Linked DNA regions of Homo sapiens: region 1 is linked to region 2. The links are chromatin contacts, found by Hi-C or POLR2A ChIA-PET in ENCODE. All regions are on one chromosome and are shown on one strand. Each heading gives the region's core, a stretch centred on a gene start or an enhancer-like site at or near the end of the contact. The rest is flanking DNA. Distances are from core to core; before and after follow the strand shown. Region 1 holds the start of LINC02663 (long intergenic non-protein coding RNA 2663). Region 2 overlaps LINC02663 (long intergenic non-protein coding RNA 2663).

What was found. A loop is a pair of places that touch in the nucleus more often than their neighbours do. ChIA-PET counts read pairs that join two places held with the same protein, here RNA polymerase II (POLR2A).
Region 1: a map of K562 shows a loop between it and region 2 (2.3-fold over the local background). The contact joins the promoter of LINC02663 here to the enhancer-like site in region 2. A Hi-C loop is called at or near these places in 1 of 168 maps with a recorded cell type or tissue (K562). POLR2A ChIA-PET finds 5 or more read pairs at or near these places in 1 of 52 experiments (K562).

What each region holds. Positions count from the first base shown.
Region 1 is chr10:9,876,667-9,879,366 of GRCh38, forward strand. LINC02663 (long intergenic non-protein coding RNA 2663) reads right to left here and starts at 1,428. Exons shown (of 10, transcript XR_930644.2): 1 at 1,082-1,428. RefSeq lists a silencer at 450-612.
Region 2 is chr10:9,823,664-9,826,487 of GRCh38, forward strand. All of the region lies in intron 1 of LINC02663 (long intergenic non-protein coding RNA 2663), which reads right to left. Among named protein-coding and RNA genes, the nearest start is that of LINC02663, 53 kb to the right of the region's middle. Within about 2 kb of position 1,293, at least 2 of the 41 ENCODE cell types and tissues checked have a DNase peak (open chromatin) inside an H3K27ac peak, as active enhancers do.

The sequences.
Region 1 (2,700 bases), core at 178-2,677, 53 kb after region 2:
TGTATGTTGACATACGTGTGTAAATCTATGAAATAATCCTAAAAAAGATGGAAAAGCCAAAAATGTAGGGGGAAAGGCGTAAATATCAAAATTTGTTTTAAAGTTAAACTTATTAAAATCGTATATTTTAAAAAATATACAAATACACCTATAAAATAAAAGACCAGATCCAAGCATACATAAACCATTTAATTTTTGATCAAGAAGGTGCCACTGAACAAGTCTTTTAATAAATGAGGTTGGTCCGTTGAGGGGGAAAAATGGACCTTAATTCTTACATCACACCATATACAGAAATTAATTACAAGTGATTTCTAGATCTAAATCTGAGGCAAAATAACAAAACTTCTAGAATTAGAATACAGAAAATATCCAGTAGGAAAATAATTGCTAAATAAGGTACAAAATGCAATAGTCATAAAAATATTTAGAAATTGAACAACAAAAAGCCAGAATGTCCGTTTATCAAATGGTACCACTAAAAAAGTAAACAAAGGCCGGGCGCGGTGGCTCACGCCTGTTATCCCAGCATTATGGGAGGCCGAGGCGGGTGGATCACCTGAGGTCAGGAGTTCTAGACCAGCCTGGCCAATATGGCGAAACACCGTCTCTACTAAAAATACAAAAATTAGCCAGGCGTGGTGGCGGGTGCCTGTAGTTCCAGCTACTCGGGAGGCTGAGGTAGGAGAATGGCTTGAACCCGGGAGGTGGAAGTTGCAGTGAGCTGAAATCGCGCCACTGCTCTCCAGCCTGGGCGACAGAGTGAGACTTCGTCTCAATAATAATAATAATAATAATAATAATAATAAGCTGCAGAATGGAAGACGATAGAGTAAGTCCTCACTTATGTACTAGGTTCTTGGCAACTGCAACTTTAAGTGAAACTAGGTATAAAGAAACTATTTGCCCATAGGCTAGTTGATATCAACAAGAGTTAAGTTCCTACAGCATATTTCTGGTTGCAAAAACATCACCAAACTTCTAAATAAAGACCCGAAACACTTCTGGTATTAAACACTGGAACAAATATGAGCTATTCGTATATTAAAGAAAGATTTTAAAAATCAAGCAAGATATTTACCCATTTGTTCTAGTTTGGGATCGCGAGCAGCCCGAGCCGGTCCTGGCAGCTCAAGGTGCCAGGTGGCACCCAGTCCTGAACAGGACACCGTTCCATCACAGGGAGCACTCACCCACACACCTGTTACAGGTAGTTAGGCAATGAGCGGGGCAGGAGAGGGCTCTCTCCCACCCGCTAGGAATGTCAGGTGACATCGTTCAGCAATTATCGCATTGCCTCTCTAAAAATGATAATTGGGCAGCCAGGGAGAGAAAATCTCCTCAAGGTCCACACCTGCTAACATTACAAACGTTCATTGAATGCAGGCGCCAGAGAGAGGCAACTTCCTCAGCCCGCCTGTTAAGAGACAAAAAAAAAAAAAAAAAAAAAAAAAAAATGGCGAAGTATCAGCTTCCGGGGACACATTCCATCGGAATAGGGGAGAAAAGCCTCAGATGGGCGTCTGGGTAAGTGCCCTAAAAACAATGCGCATGCTCAGTTCCCAAGGGTGAGGTGGGCACAGCGCATGCGGAAAGCCCATCTTAAAGGGAGAGTCTTGGGAAAGAGGCGAGCCTATAAAGTCTCAGGAGCAAGGTTGAAGGCCCCATCTTTCTCTCTTTTCTCTCCACCTTCAAGCGCCCACTTGGATCCCTTCCAAGCGGTCTTTCCTTTCCTTCCTGTTCTAAAGGCTTTTTAGTAAACTTCCACTCTTACTCTGAAACTTGCCTCATTCACTCTGATTTATGCCCCTCATTCCAATTCTTTCTTCTGAGGAGGCAAGGACTGAAGTTGCTATGGACGCATATCAGTAATGGGGTAACTCGGATCTCTGTCACCACTGACACACCCACACTCACTCAGACTGGGACTGTTCAGTCTCGCCAGTTCACTTAATGTGCACATCTCTGGGAGGTGGGGGATACCAGAGTGCCTGGAGAAAACCCGTGGCGGCGTGGGAGAGCGTTCTAACTCCACATTGTGGCCCCAGCCGCATCAACATTGTAACAAAACGACATGGAATGAAACAACATTAATTCAAGGACCTGCTGTATTTGCGACACATGTAATTGACAGTGTTCTTATCCAGAATAATCCTAGTATTTTTAAATCTTATCAATCTATAACAAATACCATTTAGTGCTTTTATTTCTTTCAAATTTTTATTTATGTATTTATGTATTTATGTATTTATTTATTTATTTATTTTTGCCTGCCATGGTATGAGTTAGTCCAAATTTCCTAATACTTCATTTTAAAAAACAGATATGTATTTAATATCTTTATAATCTCTGCTGTATCTGTCACATGACTGTACACAATGGCAAATCTAAACAAACTGAGTTTTATTGTATGTAATTCATTTCTCATTAAAACGGGAGGAAAACATCAATAGCTAAGTAGTAGGTCTGTATAATTAAACACAAATTTTAAGGAGAAAATAGGTTTTTTTGGCAATACAATTAACCAGTACGAATAAGCAAAACAATAAATGTGCAATATATAATTTCATCATTAAAATAAGACTAGTTTAAATAAAATAATGCATAATTTTTAACTAAAGAAGATGAAAATCATAATGTTGATTCTCAATCTACAGTACTGTGTAATTTCAGTGAAAGTCCAATAAATTTGCTACGGAA
Region 2 (2,824 bases), core at 43-2,542:
ACCATCTGTACCTAAAATAAGTTTAGCTGCATTCACTGGATTACTCAGTGAAATATTTAGGAGCTAGTATTTCTTGACTCATTAAGGGAAAAAAAAAGATACTATGACATCAGACTTATTCAAAATAGCAATGTCGTGTTACTTTTCTTCCTTTTATCATCAATTACTACAAAACTTGTACTTACTCATATTCATTCATATATAGTTCTCCCAAATTCATGACATATTTGAGGAATTGTATTAACATTCTCCTTCCTTCTAAAACTGAGAAATGTATGACTTTTGGTGTTTAATAATGTAACCTATTCCTGTGCAGAAAAGATCAGTTTTATTTTAATAATTAATATATACTTTATTTAAGTCATACATTCAGAAGTCTTATTTTTCTTTAAAAATTTTAATTCTGGTTACAAATCTTGCTGTTTATTTACTAGAAAATTCTAACACTTTAAAGAGACCATTTATTAAATTCAGTTCCATTAAAAACCTTAATTATATGCCATTAAAAATTAAATCTCATTTACCAATTAAATATTGTCACTTTCATTTTAAAGAAGTGTTCCAATGATCTGAGTGATAAAACTTCCCAAATACTTAGTAATTCTTTTAGCCTTGTAAAATTAAACATATAAGTATAGAAACCAAGTTCTATTACATGTTCAATAGTGTATTTTAACTTAATAAGATTTTTACTTAAAATCATAAAACTAGAGCAATTATTTTCTAAACAAGTTTAAATTGGAATCAAAGGCTCCCCATAATACTAGCAAGCTGAAGTCTCTTAAACATTACAAGTAAATAAAATACAAAATGAGCACTTAGTTTTATATTAAAGTATGAATTAAAGAATGTTTAATTCTCCTGAATACTTGTAGACTGAACTTTAAATCTTGGGGTTAATGGATGTTTAATTTCTATGAGGACAATTTCCTCTTGCCTAATGGGGATTACTTATTAAACAATTTTTTTTATACTGACTGTGACTAGATTCCTTTCATCCAACTTACTAGAACATGTTAAACTGCCATTAATGAAGCGGTTTCGTTGTCTGGGGAAATACCTGAGGTTTGTCATCTGGCACCAAGATTAAGGACACGGACACACATGGGTAGGTTAATGACTGCAAAGTTTAACTGGCAGAAGAGAAAGGAGAATAGCTCTCTCCTTTGTGAGAAAGAGGAGCTTCCAAAAGCAAAATATGGCCTGTGGTGGAGAGCACCAGATTTTATAGGCAGTCTTGAGGAGGCAATGTCTGAGTTACGTAGGGCCCACAGATTGGTTGGAACAGGTGTGACATTTACATAGCACAGGGAAGGCTGGCTGCCCCACCCTCATCTTATTATGCAAATGGACTTTCCACTTGGCCAGCTCCGTTCTTGTCTGCTTCTTACTGCACACATGGCTGGCAAAGAGAAGGGAACATGGGGTCGCCATTTAAACATGCCTAGTCCCAGGCAGCCTTTTCCTATTGGCACAACTGCCAACAGTGCCCCCTGCAAGCTTCCAGCTTTCTTGTCTATGTTTGCAGCTCAATTTTACAGGCTGCTCTTTATAAGAAAAGAAAATAATTTGGGGGCTGCTTTTCATTAAAAGGAAAAGCTTGCAGAGGACTCCTGTACCCTCACTATCTGCCTAAATGATTTCTTCTTAACTCCTATATCATTACTCTCTATAACAGGAACTTTACAGCTCAAAAAGATTACTCTGGGGCATTCTGAAACTCTCATAGGCCATGTTCCTGGTCTAGGCATGGAATTTGTAAACTACTTGGCCTACAATAGCCCTTGCATTTAATGAAACTATCTTTGACAGAGGAGAAAGGAAAAAACCTGATCAGGAGGGCAGTTAGGGTGGGTCCTTGGTTGAAACCTTTAGAACAAAGAACAGCCTGCAGGCACAGATAAGGGAACTTGCACAAGGGGGCTTGCCTAAGACATGCCCAAGGCTGTACTGATAAGAAAAGCTACATAGGCAACTTGCTCAGATACGCCCACATGGGGAAATTCCATTCCCTGACACGTGAATGGTAAAGGGAACAAAGCTATTATGGAGTAACTCAAGCTAAGGGCCTGCATGTGCATTAGAAGGACAAGGTGGAGCTACCAGAAACTTAGGCCTTATGCAAATGAGATGCCCAGCCCTCAGTGGTTTCCTATAAACGCTTTTGCATTCAACTGTAAAAATGGCAACCCTCTTCCAGTTCTCCTCTCCACAGCGGACAGCTTTCTTCTTTAGCTTATTAAACTTTCACTCCACCCTCACCCTTCGTGTTAACACTCCTTAACTTTCTTGGTCATAAGACAAATAACTCTGGATTACTACGTCAGGCAACGAGAAACTGCGACATGGTGGTGCATTGGCAAGACTGTAACACCTTGGCTCTCAAAATATTTACATATTTAATATTTGGAGTTAGTGAAATTCTGTATGTTTTCCATATTCTTTATGTCTGACAGAATATCACACTACAGATATTAAGTGCTATCTAAAGGATTCTGAAAAATCCCAAAACTATGTGGATCTTAACAACTTTTATGGTTGTATTTCTAGGTAAATCCTCTAACTCTGATAAGTTAATACTTAAACACAATGTCAAGAGGTATTACTATTTATTGGCTTTCACCTAAGATGTAGAAAGTTAGAAAGACTATTACTTCCAATATAACAAGAAAAAAACAAAGATAATTTAGAAAATCATACATTTTCCAGAAAATAAAGACCCCAGGTCACATGGCAGCCAACTATCCTGAAATCTCAGGAAAAGTAGGTATTAGCAAGGGGAAATGAAATTTGGACACTAAATCACCTTTTGTAGAGCAGGAGA